Linked DNA regions of Homo sapiens: regions 1, 2 and 4 are each linked to region 3. The links are chromatin loops, found by intact Hi-C in ENCODE. Cell type or tissue: mammary epithelial cell. All regions are shown on one strand. Links, peaks and the distances in the headings refer to the core of each region. The heading gives the core; the rest is flanking DNA.

Region 1 (5,023 bases), core at 1,600-4,099, 110 kb before region 3:
AATTTGCTTTCCAAAAATGTTACTTCATATTTGAACTCCATTTATTGTTTTAGGTAAATTATTTGCAGGTCCCAGACCTTTATATCTTCTTTTTGACGGAATCTCGTTCTGTCGCCCAGGCTGCAGTGCAGTGGAGCAATCTTAGCTCACTACAATCTCTGACCTCCAGGTTCAAGCAATTCTCTTGCCTCAGCCTCCCAAGTAGCTGGGATTACAGGCGAGCACCACCATCCCCAGCTAATTTTTCTATTTTTAGTAGAGACGGGGTTTTGCCATGTTGGCCAGGCTGGTCTCGAACTCCTGACCTCAAGTGATCCTCCTGCTTTGGCCTCCCAAAGTGCTGGGATTACAGGCGTGGGCCACCTCACCCGGCCTCCTCTTCTTTTTTTTTTTTTTTTGAGACAGAGTCTCACTCTGTCGCCCAGGCTGGAGTGCAGTGGTGTAATCACGGCTCACTGCAAGTTCCACCTCCCCGGTTCACTCCATTCTCCTGCCTCAGCCTCCCGAGTAGCTGGGACTGCAGGCGCCCACCACCATGCCCAGCTAATTTTTTGTATTTTTTTCTCAGTAGAGACGGGGTTTCACCGTGTTAGCCAGGATGATCTTGATCTCCTGACCTTGTGATCTGCCCGCCTCTGCCTCCCAAAGCAGTGAGCCACCGCGCCCAGCCTGCCTCCTCTTCTTATTCTTTTTCTTGTTCCTTTTTCCTTTCAGTTTTTACTGCATTCCCATTTGAACCCTTCATTACCCTATCCTTTTCATTCTTTTATCTTTTCATTCTTTCATCCTTTCCAAAAAAAGAATCTTTTTCCAAAGAAGATATCTAGAATGCAGTATATAAACATTAAAATTTAAAATAAGACCTAAAAAAGAATAGGCAAAATTAAGACAAATGATAAATCTGAAAATATTTTAACGTATATAACAAATAAACATTTAATAACTTTTATATACAAACAGTTCTTACAACTCAGTAAAAACAAACATCTCCAATAAACATGAAGAGTTAATTATACACAAAAATGACTACAAACTTCCAATAAATGTATGAAAAAATACCTAATCTCAATAATAATTTTAAATCCAAATTAAAACAAATAAGTTGGAATTTAGCAACTATCAGATTGACGAAAATGTAATAAAATGTGATGCCTAGTATTGGTTAATTGTATTACTCAATTTTATATATCTTCGTACTTATTTGTCTCCTTAATCTATCAGTTTCCAAGACTATTAACATTGTTGATTCATTTATTTTCCTTGTACTTCTGCCACATTGTGCTTGAGACTAAATTGTTCCTTTAGATATACAGGTAGGTAGGTAGATAGACAGACAGACAGACAGATGGATAGATGATAGATAGATAGATAGACTTAATTCAAGGCAAAAATGAAAGAACAAAAAGGAGTAAGACTGCTATTCTGGCTTTCTTTGCTTCATATTTGCTTGGCCTTTTTCTCAATGCTAACTAAGTACTGATTGGTAATGATGATGATGATGGTGGTGGTGGTGGTAGTGGTGATGATGATGATATGACCACTAATATAGTGATTTAAAACAATAGAATTTAAAATCCTAAAAAGCATAAGATAGAAGATGGGAGAAATGTAAAAGCAATTTAAAACATTCTAAGGTCTTTGTACTCTTCTGGAGAAAGAAGCAATAATTGTTATGTTTAGACTTGTTAAGTAGGCATAGTATAAATTGAAGGGTAGAAGAGAAATAGTAAACATAACTTCAAAACAAGTAGATGAAGAAAAAAAAATTTAAATACACAGCCTCTGACAGAAAACAAAAATATGTTTAAAACAAAGCACAATAAACAGATAACAAAAAGAATATAGCAGAAATACATCTAAACATATTCACAAAAAATATAAATGGATTAAACTCTCCAGTTAAAGATCAATACTTCCAGATAAGATTTTTTAATTCAGCTATTTGTAAAAATGAATCTACTAGGTCTACCTATATAAACGTAAATAAAGTTCATAAACATAACGTTCAGTGAAAAAAAAGTTGAATAAAGAATAGAGTATTTCTCAATCATGTACAATTTAAAACATATAAAGCAAAACTATAAAAACAAAAAGTGTTGCATATCATTTTTAAGATAGTGGTACTATCTGGGGAATAATAGGGGAAACTGGATGTTGAGGGTGGGGACAGATGTGAATTTCATTTGTACCTGTAAAGTAGTATTTTCCAAAAGAAAATTTTAGGGAAAACATGTAGCAAAATTTTAAAAATGAGTTAAATCCAGTTGGGCATCTGTTATGTTTTGTATTTTGGTGTATGTTTAAAATATTTCATGATAAAAAACTAATTCAATAACTAAATGAAACAAATTCATATGTATAATAAATACCAATTTTGTTGGAGTTTTTTCAAATATTTTCATGCTAGGAAAATGTGTAAATATATAAACTATAGTTCTTACACTTTTCTGTATTTTCTAAATTTCCTAACACTACGTCTTTATAAATTTTTAAAATGTTCATTTAAAAATAACAGAACATTTTCTAGACAGAAGAAGAGAAAATAAAAGCAGATTTTCTCGGAGAAAGACTCTTTCCACACAAAAATAACCATGAGCAGCCCAATCAGTTACTCCACCCCAAGAAGACCTTTTCTCTAATGGAGCTTTAAGCTAATACCGTTTCTGGCCAGCAGGTGGCGGTGACGTAATAGTCGTTTTAAACCAAGCATTTCAAATCTAGACATCATTCCTAAAGTGAAACAGTTTTTATGGCGCATCTGATTTTTGTACCAAGGTTCTGTCTGGCTTGTGTGTGTGTTCACCCTACATTTGTTTCTCCCCATTCACTTAGAATCTATTCCAAAGCTTTGGTTTTTCCCACTCCATTTGCAGAAGCAATCCCCTAGTGATGCAAGAAAGCTACAAAGCCAGAGGCAAGAAACCCTGGAGCTCTTTTCCCCCTATTCCTTTATCCAGTGAAATGTTTCATTGCCACTCTATGTAAACCTGACCCAAAATAATGCTTTAAGTCAACATTTACCAGCTTGTCTGAAAAAAATGTGAAACAAAATCCAAAAACTAGCCCTATCTTTCCAGCACCGTTTGAAAAAAACTAGCTCTGTCTTCACCATCTAAAAGCTGCCTCTGCACAGCCTGAAGTGCTCCAATATTCTTATGAATAATTAAGTTTGTCTAGTGTGTGTTGAACATGGAGACATCTCTTAGCCCACACATGTCTTGTGAGCATCTCTAACTCAGAATTGACGTTAGCAAACTAACTGCAAAAAAAAAAAAAAAAGTGTTACATCAACCCAGACACCAGCCACAGACCCTGGTGACTGTCTTCTCTGCTCTCCCTGAGGGCTTTCCGGCCCTGGCCCATGTGAGTGACTTGCTTCCCAGGAGGTTCTCTGTCCCCTCTCCTAGTGTCCACACAGAGACCTCTGACTTCCTGTCTCCCTGGACTAGTAGAAGCCACAGAGAGCCTTCAGGTGCTGCCTCTGTACACATTAAAACTTGGGAGGCTGAGTCAGGAGAATCGCTTGAATCCTGGAAGGCGGAGGCTGCAGTGAGCAGAGATGGCGCCACTGCACTCCAGTCTGGCGACAGAGCAAGACTGTCAAAAAAGAAAGAAAAGAAAAGAGAAAAGAAAAGAAGAGAAAGAAAGAAAGAAAGAAAGAAAGAAAGAAAGAAAGAAAGAAAGAAAGAAAGAAAGAAAGAAAGAAAAGAGATAGAGAGAGAGAGAGAGAAAGGAAGGAAGGAAAGAAAGAAGGAAAGAAAACAGAGACCCAAGGCAGAACTTACCCAGCTCCCTCAGAAGGAACTTTTGGTTTTGTCCTCATCATCCTTCTGCCTTTTTTCTTTGATTTCCCATGAATCCCTCCCAAGTTCCTTGGGTCCTCTCTTTCTAACAATCCTTCATGGGCTGCTCGCTAGAGTCGTTCCCCCATGTATGGCACGAGGATAACAGAGGCGAACCTGGTTTGCAGCCCTTCATGCTGCTTTGGCCACAGTTGCACATGGGAAAGGCAGGTCAGAGCAGCAGTTCATGGCTGAAGCCCCACACAGTGGCAAATGGGCTGCTTCTCTCAGAGGCCCTACACTGATGTCAGTGCACACCCCCAAAATGGCCCTTCCCCACTCAACCCCCTGCCCTGGAATTCTATATTCATCCTTGTAACTGCCCTAAGAGGGCATGTGTCTGTGGTCCCAGCCACTCAAGAGGCTGAGGCGAGAGGATCGCGTGAGCCTGGAGGTCGAGGCTGCAGTGAGCTGTGATAGAATCACTGCACTCTTGCAGTATTACAGGATGCCTTACTAGTTGTTGGAAAGCTTTGCAAAAAGATTTACCCAGAATTCACTCTCTGGTGCTCCTGCACCTACACAGAGAACGCACGACATTGTTCTGCAGTCCCAGGATGGGGGCACCCTCCCTGCTGACCTAATGTAGGCATTGTTTAAAGATGTGTGTCTTACTGTAATCGTCAGCCCTGCATTAGAAAATTGCCTTCTGAGAAAGTGGAAAATCCTGTGAAGAAATCCTGTGGGACTAAGAGGCCTAGAAAAGCAGATACATTTAAAAAAAAAACAAAAAACAAAAACAACCCTGCAAGTGAGAGAGACAGACACGTAAAGACATACCCGTGGTCATAAACAAGTCCACGTCTGGAGCACATGTGACTTGATTATTTCTCTAACCATAAGAAATTTTTAAAAATCATGTGTGATTGGTTGTGGAAAGCTTCACAGTGTTGCTCAGGAAAGCACCACACTTTTTATTTATTTATTTGTTTATTTTTTATTTTTATTCTAAGTTCTGGGATACATGTGCTGAACGTGCAGGTTTGTTACATAGGTATACATGTGCCATGGTGGTCTGCTGCACCCATCAACCCGTCGTCTAGGTATTAAGCCCCACATGCATTAGGTATTTGTCCTAATGCTCTCCCTCCCTTTTCCCCTCAACCCCCGACAGGCCTCAGTGTGTGATGTTCCCCTCCCTGTGTCCATGTGTTCCCATTGTTCAGCTCCCACTTAGAAGT
Region 2 (5,023 bases), core at 1,448-3,947, 130 kb before region 3:
ACCTCAGAGAGGGGATGCTGCCACAACTTTTGGCACAGTTGGAGGGATAGCTAACTGCGGGGCTGAGGTCTAATGTGGGCCCTCTCTGGGCACCTCAATCTTCTATGTTAGAGCCATCCAGGGTCCGTGTCCACCTGGCCATATATAACAGTGGCTGGAGGAGGGGGAGGGTCTTTAACACAATCCTGTGTGAAGATGAGAGACTGATGGAGAATGGTTGACCCCACAAACTATGAAGAGGGTCGACCCTTTTATAACACATGCATTTTCACAATACAGGTATTCAAATGTGCGATCTCCAGTGGGTTTCTGGTATCAGGTCTCCATCCCCTCCATTAAATACACAGTTCTCTGCCTTTGTTGCAGACCTGGATGAGGCGTCACTTCTCATTTTGAGCCCACATTGCCAGATTTTCAGTCTTCATATCATCCAAAGTCAACAATCCCAGCCAGGTGCTGTGGTTCACGCCTGTAATCCCAGCACTTTGGGAAGTCGAGGCAGGTGGATCACCTGAGGTCAGGAGTTCGAGACTAGCCTGGCCAACACAGTAAAACCCCGTCTCTACTAAAAATACAAAAAATTAGCCAGGCTTGGTGGCAGACACCTGTAATCCCAGCTACTCAGGAGGCTGAGGCAGGAGAATCTCTTGAACCTAGGAGGTGGAGGTTGCAATGAGCCAAGATTATGCCGCTGCACTCCAGTCCTGGTAGCAAGAGCGAAACTCCATCTCAAAAAAACAAAATAAAGTAAACATTCCCTCAAGAAGTTGCCAGGAGCTTTGTTCCCCTCCCTTCCCAGGTTCTCTACTCCAGCATGTGGTTCCACCATGCTGCACCACTCTGTCCATCTCTCTCTGATGTAAGAGGCTGGCTCCAGATCCTGGCCAGCTAATTCCTCCCAGGGCCACCATCACTGTTGTGTGTGCTGTGGGGATGGGGAGGCAGTTCAAGGTTCTTAGAGTTAGACATGCCATATTCTGCTTGACGGCACTGCAGTCACCCCTGTGTCCCTGCTTCCAGCTGAGGCAGCCTGGCTGCCCTCTCCAGCCTCCCCAGCAAGGCTTGACTGCAGCATCTCTTCTTGGCAAGCAAGAGGCAGTAGAAGGAAAAAATTCTAAGAAAAGGCATGGGCTCTGGAGACAAATAAAACTCTCTGAAAATTTGACTCTTGCATTTCATAATTGGTCCTTCATACTAAACACATTGTTTGATAAAAGGAAAATTATTCAACCTCAGTTTTCTCAACAAATGGAAATAGTAATAATGACACCAATGTCTTTGGTACTGCATGAAATAATGCATGTGAAAGCCCAGGGCCTGGCCCATTGCATGCACTTCAAAAAGTTTTATTTTTCTTTTGATTTCTCTTCTAGGCAGCATTTCATCATGATATCTCATCTGAAAGTATATTTGTTATGAATTATTTGACTGCAACTAACATATAACCTACCAATGGCTTAAACGTTTAGGGATTTATTTTTCCTCATGATAAAAAGTCTGGAGGCAAGTTGCTTCTGGGGTTGGCTTACCCTGTTTGAGCAAGGATCTCTCCTATTCTCTTAGCCTCATCCTGGTCGTTGCAAGATAGCTGCATGAGTTCCAGACATCACATCTACATCTAAAGCAAGAGGAAGAGAAAAGTGGGTGGTGATCTTCTATATCTATTTTTAACAGGAAAAAAAAAAGATGAAAAAAGCTTTTCCAGAAACACCCGAGTGGACTTTTCCTTATACTTACATCATATTGACTAGCATTGTGTCACACGGCCACCCCTGCATTAAGAGAGACTAAGAAATCACTTACTGATTTAGTTTCTTCAGCCTCTAGCAGAAGGTGGAAAGAGAGAGGAGGGCTTGGAATAGCTGTTAGCCCAGACAATCTGCAGAGTCTTCCCAGAGGATTGGAAATTGCCAAATTAGAACTACCCATAGGTAAGTGCTGGGCGGGTGGCTGACGCCTGTAATCCCAGCACTTTGGGAGGCTGAGGTGGGTGGATCACCTGAGGTCAGGAGTTCAAGACCAGCCTGACCAATATCGTGAAACCCTGTCTCTACTAAAAATGCAAAAATTAGCCAGGCATGGTGGCATGCGCCTGTAGTCTCAGCTATTTGGGAAGCTGAGACAGGAGAATTGCTTGAACCCGGGAGGCAGAGGTTGCAGTGAGCTGAGATTGAGCCACTGGACTCCAGCCTAGGCAACAGAGCGAGACTCCATCTCAAAAACAAAAAACAAAAAACAAAACTACCCACGGGTAAATGTTATGTTTAAAATAATAATAATAAACACATAAGTAATAAACATACTTTCAAGCACATATGGTTTACCACCTATCACGGTGGCTCTGTCTTGCCTTGGTTTCTAGCAGAAGTTCTCCAGCTTGGAGGCACGTTAGAATCTCCTGGGGCGCTTGTAAAAAACACCAAGGCCTGGGTCCCTTCCTCAGCGCAAGGAAAACCTCTAGGGCTGGGGCAGGGCCGTTGACTCAGGGTGAAGATCCAGGACCACTAGGTTGGTGTCCACGGAGAGTTGGTATGCACACCGCTAGAGGGCGCAGGAGATCACTCGGCCCCGAGGAGCCCTTGGTCAAGGCACCTGTAAAGTCACCCAGCCCTCTGGCGGCTTCCCGTTTACCCAGGGCCAGCACCGAGGGCATAAAGGGCGTTCTAACCCACATAACAGAAGACATTGCGTTGCTATTCTGTACTTTTGTTAATTAGGTAAACTACGCCAAGAGAGGCTCAGAAACCTGCCCAAAATGAGCTGGAGCATCAGCAGGGGTTCCAAATGGCAGGCGTCCTCTCCCCTCTGTCCCACAAAGAACAGTCCGTCCCCTGGGCTGGGAGCTGGGCCCGGAGCCCCGGGGCAGCCCGCCCGGCCGTGCTCGCTGCGCCCCCGGGCTGCGTTCATCAAGCGCAACTCCAGGCGCGCGCCGCAACCGCGCAGGGCAACCGGGGGCTCTCCCGCCGAACCCGCCCTCACTTACATCTTTCTCGTCGCCCTTCAGGGGCTGCTAGTTTGCTAATGCTGCCAGGAAGCTCTCCTCCCAGTTTTCTAGCTGCCGTTCCAGCGAGCAGAGAGAGAGCCTCGGTGGTAATAAGCCTCGCACAGAACACAGCACTAATTCTAACGCACAGGCGGTTCCACTTACCGTTTATGGAAAGCCACAAAGCCGGCGTGAGAACACCTAATTACCGCGTGAATTAGTGAAAAAACAGATGCGAGGTTTACAAAAATGTCTGCCAGTGTCTAGTAAATGGCCACAATTGATAGAGATGCTCCAAAGGCCTGCTGGGGGCAGAGGCTGGCTCAGGCACAGCCCCAACCCAAAAAATGCTGTCAACAGTTGCCGGCACCCCCAGAGCGCGCCCCCAGTTCTCTTAGGTGAAAGGGCTGGGAAATCGTCTATGAGCAGCCACTTAATAGTCTTGTACTCACGAACCGCAATTATCAACAACAAGCGCCACCCACAGACTCAGTGGGAATGTGTTCATGGTTAATCAATTCGATTGATCACTGTTTATTAAGTAAAAACCTGCTTTCTAAACAGTTCCTCCCTAAATGGTGTTTTTGCAGGCTGCTAGAAAACAAGAGACTAATTGGGGCTCCTAATTTAAATCCAAGCGTGCACATTACTAAAAGCATTCGCAGCAGGGGTGTGGGCATGGTGAACCCTCAGTCCCCCAGAGTGGCCACGCTAAAGCCGACATTCTCACATTATAAAGACCTCCCAATCCCTGCTTTAATTTCTCCGATCAAGAAGCCACGGTGACCAGGTCAGATGAGGACATCAGGAAGGAAGTCCACTGATAATATAGATTATGGGAATATTTGAGTCCCATCGGTGCTGTTAAATTGATCGGCTCCATTCAGCACCTTGTGAATCGAGATGGGAAATCGATGGTTGGACGGGCCAGGTGCCGAGATAAGTGACCATAGCGTATTTTTGTTATCTCCTTACAGAGAGTCATGATCTCTACCACCCTGAGTGCTCTAAATCTAAGCAAAATACAACAGAAAATCCAACACAGAGGAGGTCAGGGTGATTGCGCGATTGTGCTATAATCCAGAGAGGAAGGGGTCTGGCTGGTCCAGGGCTAAACTCTTCCTAAATGTGGCCACCCCCGCATGTGAGGAATTGGACCCAGGAGCAGCACAGCAGCTCCACTTTATCCACACCAGCTCTTCATCTGCTGCAAGTGCTGGGGGCTAAGCGGAACAGCAAGGAGACTGCCCTCCACCCCAGCTGAGGCTGCCAGTGTCAAGGCACTTCTAGCATGGGAGCCGAGCCCGCCCTCCAAAGAAGAGAGCTTTGCATTTCCTGTGTATCACCTGCCTCTGTTGCAAAATTCCCATCCATGCCTCAGGAAGATATTGCAGAGAGTGACAACCTCCCACTATTCCCGTTATTTTTCATTGTTTGATATTCAGGTCTTTTCTGCCTGCCCAGCTCAGGAATTCCACTCTCCCTAAACGAAGAGACCGTGAAGACCCTCATAACTCCCATCCATCACAGACAGAAATACCACAGATTAGGAGCCAGTAAAGAAATAAAACACACATTTTCGCATGCAATTATATGTGAAATTACTGCATAGACAGATATCCAAACTCTCAGGAATCCAAATCAGAAATAACATTAATTACTCCGAAAGGGTAACTAGCCAAAGGAAATTGAAGTCTTCTAGGGAGGCTGCACAAGGATTTTAATTTTCGATTAAGAAACCATTTGCGGGTTCCAATCCCCAATAGATGCAAATAACCCTATTTCCATACACTGGATGCAGAGTCAGTTTTATGTATCTCCAAAAACAGGACAGAGAAACTCTGAAAATATTTGTCAATCGTTTCTGCACAACGTGCTGTGCCTGCAGTCTTTGCACGCCCACATGCAGGGCTGTGTTAAATCTGTCTCGACCTCAGTCTCATAAAGAAATAAAGACCAAGTTATCACCATTTGATACCCAAGCGGCAGATGCTCTTTTCCATCTGGATAATGAACATCAAAAACCTGGAATGTAGAGAG
Region 3 (5,023 bases), core at 887-3,386:
AATTCAAGGTTACAGCGGGCTTTGATTGCACCACTGTACTCCAGCCCGGGCAGCAGAGTGAGACCCCATCTCTTAAATTAAAAAAAAAAAAATCTTAAGGCAGTAAACTGGGGGGGCTGATATAATTTGGCTGTTTGTCTCTCCAAATCTCATGTTGAAGTGTAAACCCCAATGTCGCAGGTGGGTCCTGTGGGGGGTGTTTGGGCCATGGGGGCGGATCCCGGGGGTATGGCCTGCTTGGTACTGTCCCCACCACAGTGGGTGACTCTTTGAGACCTGGTTGTTTAACAGTGTGTGACACTCTCCCTCTCTCTTGCTCCTGCTCTCGCCTGTGATGCTGGCTTCCCACCCCACCCCCCGCCCTCCGCCATGATTGGAAGCTTCCTGAGGCCCCCACCCAGAGGCAGGTGCTGGTACCATGCGCTACAGCCTGCAGAACTGTGAGCCAATTAAACTCATTCTGTTTGTAAATTATCCAGCTGCAGGTATTTCTTTCTAACAATACACGAACGCCCTAACACAGAGCCCTATGAGAAAGTAAAACCAGAAACCTGAATTAGAGTGTGTTTCTGGAACACTAAAGCAAGAGCTGAGGGAGGCTTGAGGAGCGGGGCATTTGAGGGGTGGTCTTGAGGGGCTCGTTGAAGCATTTGCCCGAGAACACGCAGCAAGAAAGCGGCGAGGGCAGCTCCCAGGCATCCCAGATTGAGCAATTAGGTGAGCGGAGCGCCAGTCACTGAGAGGAGACCCTGCCGGGAGCCTCGCTCAGCTCCAGGGGTGCTGTCTACACAGCAATTTCCTGCACTCGTATTTCATGTTCATCCACCTCCCCCTCTCCATCTGGTCCCTATGGACACGTCGGCTCTGGCCGACCGCTTGCCCTGGTGCAGAGGTTTCCCACTGCCCTCACCTAGTCTTCTGTGCCGTGGCTGTGGTGCCTTTCTCTTCCTCAGAAGATGCCCGATTCCAAAGCTGCAGCCCTCAGCGATGCCTGTCAGCAGTCTCAGGGGTAGGGCATGGGGGACTCAGCACTTTCTCTTAAGCCTCCCAGGTGGATTCAAAGCTCCGTCCTTTGGGAGCCCCAGCGCCTGCAAAGCTGCGCTGAGGGAGGAGGTGGGGCCTTGGGTGGAACAGTCGGGAATCCTGGGTCCCGTGGCTCCTCCTTGCCCCTGGAGCCAATGAGGAGAGACACATCCCAAGAAGGCCCCAGGCTGGGGCAGCCCCCTCAATCGGGACACCACAGCTCCTAGGACCTCTACTGCAGACCTTGGGGTCTCTGGCTTGGGGCAAGGAGGCCCTGGAATCAGAGGCCTGGTTTGGAATCCTGCCTCCACTTCCCCACCTGTGTACTGGGGACACCACAGTCCCTCCCTAGTAGGGGTGCAGTGAGGGCTCAGTGCGTTTGTTCTCATTGCCGCCCTGTGTTTATTACTATCGCCATTACGGCCTCATCCTCCAAGGAGACTGCTGCTGGAAAGGCCGTGGTTGCTGCGTGTGTCCCGCAGCCCCCTGCAGCCAGCGTCTCCTCGGCCCCGGCCCGACCCTGCCGTCCCTGCTCTGCTCCCTCAGCGACCGCAGACCCCTCACGCACATGCCCAGCCCTGCAGTCCTACTCTGCCACCCCAAGGGGCTTGGGCTTCAGTGGGGGCAGCGTGCGGGGCGTGGAGAGGGAGACGTGTAAAGCCCTGAGAGGCTCTGCAGCCACAGTCCCGCAGTCAGCGTTCCCTCTCGGCCAAGCCTCCTGGCTGCACATCGTTTCCCGGGCATCTCAGTGAGACCGGCCTCGGCTCACAGCGGCACGTTGTTTTTACACTTCGGGGACTCTGGTGGGACCGCGGGAAGCCAGGAGGCGGGCGCGCCCCGGGAGCCGATAGGAAAGTGCAACAGCGCCATCTAGTGGCCGCGCGGGGAGGCTGCGGAGCGCGCGCCGCGACCCGGGATCCACCGTCCGCAGGAAAACGTGTTCCCTCCGATGCGTGGTCACAGCGCGGCAGCGCGGCCTTGGGAGCTTCTTAAACAACAGGTTAGCTATCGCTGCCGCCTCAGTAAGAGAAGTCAAGGCCAAAACGCTTAAAGGATTTTGACCTATTCGGCTTGGTGGAGAGCGCTAAAAGGGGACGCTATAGCGGGATTCTCAGCTCTCCTGGGCTAGTGGGACCCCCGGTGCGCCGCCGCCGATGGGGTCTTAGGGCCTGTCTGTCTGGGCTAGAGCCGGCCCGGGAGCCTGTTTGCGGGGAGTGCGGGTCAGCAAAGCTGTCACAGAAAATCCTCCTCCAAAGGAAGGAAAAAACTGTGTTCTCAGGGAAGGTACCCTACAGAGCGCAGGTCCCCACCCCTGAGCGTGCATCGGCGTCCCCCGGAGCGCTTGTTGAAACAAGGATTCCCGGGCCTCCCTGAGGCTGTGATTCGCAGGTCTGGGGTGAGAGCTGAGGATCTGCATTTCTAGCAAGTCCTCTGTTGATGCTGATGCTGATGTTGCTGGTCCGGGGCGCACCTTCAGACCCACTCTTAAGCCTCATGGCTATTTAAGCTGGGCTACTTCTTCCTGAATATTTGAAAATTCCCGTGGTCTACACTTACCCTGCTCCACCTACAATGGCAGAGTTCCAGAGCCTCAGTGTGGGACTTTTCAGGAAAAGCCAGAGAGGCGCTTTGGGGGCATGGGAAAGGGGGTACGATGGAGCTGAACGTGGAGCTCTCTCCCACCCGCTGAGCTCTGGCAGCCCAGATCCACCAGGAGTTGAAGTCGGACCCAGCCCCAGGCCTGCAAAGGCTGTTGGTCCCCAAGGCAGCATCCAGACAGTCAGTGAGGGCAAGATGCTTACACTCTGGAGGCTTACATTCTGTGGAGGACAGGTCTGAGGTCATCTGTGCAACATAAACGCTCGTGGATTTCCACTACCTTTACAGACAGAATTGCACTGGCGACATTTTATGCTAGAGATTTATCGACACAAATGAGAAGTTTCTGTTCTGATACAACCACCATGATTTCATGAGAGGGTTGGTTCTTCAGCCTGCAGTCTGTGGGTCTCTGGCTAACACTTAGGCCAACAAGACCACGTGTGCATTCAGTCAATCGGAGGTGAGCAGTGCTCTTTAGTGCCGTCCTGTTACATTCCAGCCAGTCAGACAGCAAGCGTATTCAGCCAATCAGAAGTAAGCATTGCTGTGCACTCCATCCCCATCACATTCAGCCTAATCAGACCACAAATGCATTCAGCCAATCGGAAGTGATCACTAGTCTGAGCCCTCACCCACCGGGATCCATAATATTGTTATACCTGTTCTATTAATTCATAAATGGCCTTCATTGATGTGGCCGTTAATATGTGCTGTAGATCAGCTGAAGAGTGATGTGCCTGCCCTAGGAACCAACTGTTCATCACAAATGTATGCCCATGACAAAAATGTATACATCAGGCTGGGCACAGTGGCTCAAGCCTGTAACCTCAACACTTTGGGAGGCCGAGGCTGGAGGATCACCTGAGGTCAGGAGTTCAAGACCAACCTGGCCAACATGGTGAAACCCCATCTCTACTAAAAATTCAAAAATTTAGCCGAGCATGGTGGCACGTGCCTGTAATTCCAGCTACACAGGAGGCTGAGGCAGGAGAATCGCTCGAACCCAGGAGGCAGAGATTGCGGTGAGCTGCAATTGCGCCCATGCACTCCAACCTGGGAAACACAGTGAGACTCCATCTCAAAAAAAAAAAAAAAAGAAAAGAAAAAAGAAAAAAAAGTATACAAGCAAGAAAAGTTAACACCGCCGGAGTTGATTTATCCATTAAGTACATAGGCATCTTGTCCAAGGCCCAAGGAAATATTTTAATTTATTTTTTAGAAAAGTAAGTAAATACAATCTGTCTTGGAGTATGTTTGTCTTTATACTAACACAGTGCCAAAATATATTTTTTAATATTTTTATGGAGGAAGGGGCCTATGAAGGCAAAAGTCCCTAAGGCCCAAGGAAGTCATGCTTCAAGCAAATAGGAAGAATTGGATCATCCTGAAGGCCTGTACAGCTCTAACCATCTGTGGTTGCATATAACCATTCTCTTTTCCCTCCATTATTACAAAAGATAGTAGACTTCGGAGAAGGAATGTGTCAGTCTGGACTGTTGGTTTCAGGGGCAGAAAACCAACTCGAATTAACTTGGGCAAAAGCGGAAGATTTTTAACTCTTGTCACTGAAAACTCTAGGAGTAGTTCTGGCTTCAGTCAGAGCTGGGTTCAGAGACTCAGTAAATCCCAAGTTCCCAGGTCTCCCCATCTCTCAGCTCCCATTCCACTTTCTGGCCCTGCCCTGTAGTCACAAGATGGCAGCAGCTTTTTCACACTTACTTCTACTCTTTTCGGGCATCTGAGGTTCATTCTGTCTGGACCAGCTCAAGCCAACTTGCCACCCTGCGTGACCCAGGAGAATCCTATGCTCTGACTGGCTTAGGCCTGGGTCACCTGCCTTATTCTAACCACCAGGTAAGAGGCAGAGAGGGATTTCAGGCAAAAATCGGGCTATTCTGGAAGTGGAGAAAATGAATGCAGGAGGCAGATGACACCTGCTGGATGGACTGCCCTCTGATCTGCACTGTGGAACAGCTGCTCCACCTTACAGCTGAGACGCCTCCACCTACATCAGCTTATTGCACCACCTAGCAACACCAGGACTAGGATATCATCATCCCCTTTTCACAGGTGAGGAGACTGAGGCTCAGAGAGTCAAACTTCCCACCCAAGGTCACCTGCTGTGAACACAAAGCCACATCAACATTCCAGCTGTGTTCTGCCACTTAACCAGACTCCCAGTTCTGTGTTTTCTCTTTGTTGTACAGGAAGTGAGGAGAGAGGATGATCACAAACCTGAGAGAGGAGGAGGAGAAAACACAGGAAGGATGAAAAATCCCTGAGGAAGTTTTACCAAGGCGCCGCCCTGCCTCCCCGCCCTGCCCCAGGTGCTGGTCGGTTCATTGCTCTCCATTTAGGAGACTTCTTCCCAGCCTTTTTAGTGGTTTAACAAACATAT
Region 4 (5,023 bases), core at 1,600-4,099, 520 kb before region 3:
TGCTATAGCCTAAAAGGCCTGGTTTCAATTCTTCCAGGTGGAACATGCCTGCCTCAATAATTAAAGGCACTTGATCTACCAAGATTAAAGCCTCTTTTGAACCTGGAAAAATGTAAGTCCCAAGAAAAGGCGGTAAACTTTCACCAGCAGAAATCCTCTATATCTCATCATACTCTCCTCAGCACATGAAATACCAGCTATCGGTTCAGGTTGCTGACTTACACAGGATCCAGGGAGAGTTACCACATAAAACACAGGCTACACAGTTACATTTATTTCAGATAAACAATAACTAATTTTTGTATTTGTATGCCCATGAAATATCTGGGACGTATTTATTCTAAAAATTGTCCATTATTTATCTAAACTCCAAATTTCACTGAATCTCCTATATTTTATTTACTGTCTCTGGCAACCATAATTCCAGGGTGCAGGGCCAAGTGTCTCATCTGAGATTCTTGTGAAAGTAGATAGTTCACTGCGAGTTAAAATAAAAGTTCTATCCCTTGGCTGGATGCTGCCATGTGGAAAATACTTGCTCTTAGTGCTCAGTCCAAGCTGGTCATCCCTGATGGAGCTACAGCTCTTCATGCCCTCCTAGCCTCATTTCAAAGCCAGCTTGAGCTCATAAAATCAGAACATGTTGCCGATGTATTCTCCCAGAATTCTCTCAAATCCGTCAACCGGATAATTACTAAAAATGAAAATCATAACTCCGATCCCGTGCACAGCAATGTGAATGGAGAACCCCCCAGGAGAATGAAGGCATTGTCCAGAGGAGCCTTTCCTTTTCTAGAATCATCTTGGGGCTTGTGACAGCAGTTCCAGCAGTCACACGTCAGTGTCTAGACATCTTTCATGCTTATTTCCTTCTCTTTGGCTCCAGGTGCAAATAGGCAGGGTGTGCAGGAGAGTAAGGTGAAAGATACACCTGGGCTGCAAAGTTTCCGGAGACGTGAAGTCTCAGAGCAGATCAAACATGCAGTCAGCACCTGAGAGAAAGTGTTGCATCCCAGGTGCCTCATTCCCCTCACCTTAGTCCTGGCCCTGCAAAAATAGGTTATTTCCTTTTCAACCAGAATGGTTTGTGAGACAAGAGTTTGGCATTTCTAACTGGTTTCATATCATTTCCGGGTGGAAACAATCCAGATTTACGAGGAAAGAGATTGCAATCTTTTAGCAAATGCCTAACACAGTCCCTCACAGACAGAGGATAGTCATCAGCGTGACGTCCTTAGCACATGGGTCTGACTCTGTCCTCATCAACTTGGCAAGCCAGTAGAGCATGCATTCATTTCCTAGGCTGTTGTAATACAGCACTGCAGACTGGGTGGCTTAAACACAGGAATTTGGCGTCTCACAGTTTTGGAGCCTAGGAGACTAAAAGCATGGTGTGTCAGCAGGGATGCTTCCTTCTCAAGAGCTACGAGGGAGAACCCGTTCCAGGTCTCTCTCCTGGTGGGTCACTGGCCATCTTTGCTGTTTCCTGGCTGGCAGATGCCTGCCTTCATCTCCACGTGGTGTTCTCCCTGTGGGCATGTTTTTCTCCACATTCCCCTTTATTAGGACGCTAGTCATATTGGATTAAGGCACACCCTAACGGACTCATTTTAATTTAATTACCTTTGTAAAGACCCTACCTCCAAATAGGGTCACATTCTGAGGTACTGGGGGGTAGGAATTCCATACATGGAATTTGGAGGAACACAATTCAATCCATAATAGAGCACCTCTACACTGACTGTAGAAGGACATGCTTGTGGACTCTCAAGGCCTCCTGGACAGGTGATTGTTTCCCTCCAATTTAATTTCTGTAAGTGCATATCTTTTTGCCCTCCCTCTAACCAATCCTGGCCCTGATGTCCACACCGCTAAGTCATGCTGGACAAAACCCTTAAACACTCTGGCTCCCCGCCTATTATCCGGCACTGCCAGAAGTAAGTGGACTTCAAAGACCCTTCCTGCTCCACATTATTGTTTTTCTACTTGCTTCATTACAAGCATCACTATGGGGGAAAATGGCATTAAAGGACCAAAGCATTGCAAATCCCAGGCGGGTTCTTTTTTTCCCATAAGCAACGAGCTAGAGGTCACAGGTGGAGAATGGTGGAAATCGGTGCCTGCAATTGGTTGGGGCCTATCAAGGAGACTAAGGAGAGTGACTGGGGGCTGAGGCAGTAGTCTAAAGGGTCAACTGGGGTTCCTTCCCAACAATGCACCATGTGGCATCGAAAGCAGGAGCATCTACAGGAGAGCAGGACAAGATGTGGAGGTGGGAGGAGGAAATGATGTGGGGGGCGGGGAAGGAGGCAGGGGGGCACATTGGACTGCTGAAAAACACCATTGTACTGAGGAATCAGCCAGTAATAAGTTTGTGATCTTGTTCTTTCTAGAATTGCTGTGTGACCTTGGGCAAAATCCTTAACCTCTCTGAACCTTATTTTCCCCCATTTAAAAATGGGATCATGATACCTGCCTCACAGGCTTGTTGAAAGATTAAACAAGTAAGGCACCACAACCTGGCACACCTATCCTATCCGAGGGAAGTGGATTCTCACTGTCAATTTCCTTTCTGGCTTCCTGGAAGAACTTTTAAAATATGACTCCATCCTGGCAGAAGTGTCCAGGCAGCGCCAGCAGAGAGACAGTGGAAGGACTGAGGTGGGAGGAAAGCGCTGCAGTTCTGCAGGTCCCAGGCTGCTGTCCATGGTCGTGATGGTCTTGGGGCTGCAGGAAGAAGAAACTGAATAAAGGTGGCCTGTTGGTTCAGCGAGGACTCAGGGGCCAAGATACGAGAGGCTCACTCAGGGGCCCTTTCCAGAGAGGTCAGGAACTGTGGACAATTAAGACCAAAGAGGCTGAGAAGAGCTCTCTGGTTTCTGGCAACAGACGTCGCCCAGACCTGGAGATTTCCCAAACCCCCAGGAGATGAGGCACTGAGCAAGCCCGACACCCGGCCCTGCCGACGCGAGGTGGCGCCGCACAGCCAGGAAGCCCGAGGCGGCGCCTCCGCGCACCGCTCCCAGAGCCCGGCAGTGGGAGGTTTTCCACCGGACCTCATCCCAGGCGGCAGGCTCTGCTCAGCCCCTGGCTTCTTGCTGCCTTCCTAGTCGCGTTTGCTGAGTAACACGCCACCTTTTATTTCTTCACACTCAACCCCCTGCAGAGATGTATAGGCACGTTGTGATGACCAGACTGTTTGTCTCCTCTGTTAGTTTTTCCTTAGTTAAAATGAGGTTTGAAGGACTGGTCAGGAGGAAACCGAAGGAACAAAATCATTCTAAACCTTGTGGCTGGCGCCCATGGGTGAGGTCTGAGTTCAATAATGAGCATTTACAAAGTGATCATGTAGAAAGAGAGGAGGAGGAGGAGGGCTAGCTAAAACAAAACAAAACAAACAAAAAAACCCCATAAGACAGTTTCTGGTGAAATTCAACACACTGCACCCAGTGACATGGAAATTCCACTGTTACGAAGGAGCGCTGACCGCCACAACGCATGCACAAGAACGCTCAAAGCAGCTTTATTCCTAATCGCCCCAAACTGGAAACAATCCGAATGTTTATAAATGGGAAAATGGACGGACGAACTGTGGTATATTCATACCATGGGATTGCTTTCAGCAAGTAAAAGGAATGAGCTGCTGGCCGGGCGCGGTGGTTCACGCCTGTAATCTCAGCACTTTGGGAGGCCCACGCAGGGGAATTACTTGAGGTCAGGAGTTCGAGACTAGCCGGGCCAACACGGCGAAACCCCGACTCTACTAAAGATACAAAAATTAGCTGTGCGTGGTGGCACGCACCTATAATCTCAGCCACTCGGGAGGCTGAGGCAGGAGAACGGCTTGAACACGGGAGGCGGAGGTTGCAGTGAGCCGAGATTGTGCCACTGCATTCCAGCCTGGGTGACAGAGTGAGACCCTGTCTAGAATAAATAAATAAATATGTAAAATCAAGGGAATGAGCTGCTGAAAAGAGCAACAGTGTGGCTTTTGGTTAAATGAAAGCCGCTGATACAAAAGACTACGCTATGCGCTGAATGATTCTGGTTCCGTTCAGATGAAGTTCTGGGACAGGCAAACTAAGAGTGACAGACAACAGCTCAGTGGTTGCCTCTGGGGTGCTGATTGCCTGGAAAGGGACACGGGGGAACTTTCTGGAGTAATGGAACTGTGTTCATTCTTAATTTGCATGGTGGCTGCACATGCGTGTGCAGATGTAAAAATTCATGGAGCTGTACGTTTAGATTGGCAAAACTAGTTGAGCTTCTACTGTTCCACGATGGTACAGGAGATTTCAAACCATTCTAACTTTCTGTTCTTATATCCTTTTGAAAGATTTCTCTTAGCAAGTTTTTTCTCTATTGTGAAGAATATGGCCTATTTCTGGCATCTGTCTCTCCTGTCCATTTTTTTGTTTTGTTTTGTTTGGAAAATGTAGCTAAAGACTTCATTAGCTTTATTAAATGCTTATGCTTCCAACTAATGAATTGTCCAAATCCTCATCATAAGACTTCAATTTCACTCATTAGAACCTTAATTGTCAAGCAGCGGAAATGATTCTTATTGTTTGTCCTAATTGCTATTAGGAAGGAGTACCAGAATTATTTGTAATTTATTAGTCACATAAAAATAATGAGGGATAAATAAAGTTATTTTCCCTGAAGTTATTTTCAAGGCACAGACGCAAGGAGGGGTGTGTTTAAGGAAAGCCATACCAGGCTTCTCTGGGAGGGAGGACAAGTCTGTCTCTGGGAATCTCTACTCGCCGTGCTAATCCTCAGAATCACTCCTTTTCTACCCTGTTCAAGCACTTGGGGTCTTGAAGAGTGATTCTGAGGATAAGCACAGCAAGTAGAGATTCCCAGATCCCTGGAGCCTGGAGGGATTGCTTACTGTTGCCCCCATCAGAACCCACTCTTGGAAAAGATCTTGTGCTGGTCAATTTCACCTCCTTCCCAATGGGACACAGACGTGTCACTTCTGTCACTTCTCCTTCCTGGCGTCAGGGAACCAAGCGCTGGA

What was found. Hi-C counts contacts between places; a loop is a spot of excess contacts. Peaks named below come from ENCODE experiments on the same cell type or tissue, not always from the same donor. Only the 100,000 strongest peaks of a DNase experiment are listed, where the experiment ranks them.
Region 1: a loop joins it to region 3, with 16 times the contacts of the local background. A loop is called at or near these places in 107 of 110 quality-filtered maps.
Region 2: a loop joins it to region 3, with 11 times the contacts of the local background. A loop is called at or near these places in 12 of 110 quality-filtered maps.
Region 4: a loop joins it to region 3, with 10 times the contacts of the local background. A loop is called at or near these places in 56 of 110 quality-filtered maps.

The regions. Positions count from the first base shown.
Region 1 is chr15:98,309,102-98,314,124 of GRCh38, forward strand. No RefSeq gene overlaps it. Among named protein-coding and RNA genes, the nearest start is that of LINC02351, 110 kb to the right of the region's middle. In mammary epithelial cell, for the core only: a CTCF peak has its summit at 2,673 (motif pointing right); a DNase peak (open chromatin) is centred at 2,680.
Region 2 is chr15:98,290,083-98,295,105 of GRCh38, forward strand. No RefSeq gene overlaps it. Among named protein-coding and RNA genes, the nearest start is that of LINC02351, 130 kb to the right of the region's middle. In mammary epithelial cell, for the core only: a CTCF peak has its summit at 2,547 (motif pointing right); no DNase peak of the experiment used is centred there; H3K27me3 peaks cover 250 bases.
Region 3 is chr15:98,419,899-98,424,921 of GRCh38, forward strand. It overlaps LINC02351 (long intergenic non-protein coding RNA 2351), which reads right to left and starts at 1,100. Exons shown (of 3, transcript NR_146567.1): 1 at 911-1,100. RefSeq lists enhancers at 1,106-1,681, 1,946-2,055, 2,259-2,834. In mammary epithelial cell, for the core only: a CTCF peak has its summit at 1,897 (motif pointing left); no DNase peak of the experiment used is centred there; H3K4me3 peaks cover 278 bases; H3K27me3 peaks cover 206 bases.
Region 4 is chr15:97,901,337-97,906,359 of GRCh38, forward strand. No RefSeq gene overlaps it. Among named protein-coding and RNA genes, the nearest start is that of LINC00923, 29 kb to the left of the region's middle. In mammary epithelial cell, for the core only: a CTCF peak has its summit at 2,977 (motif pointing right); a DNase peak (open chromatin) is centred at 2,975.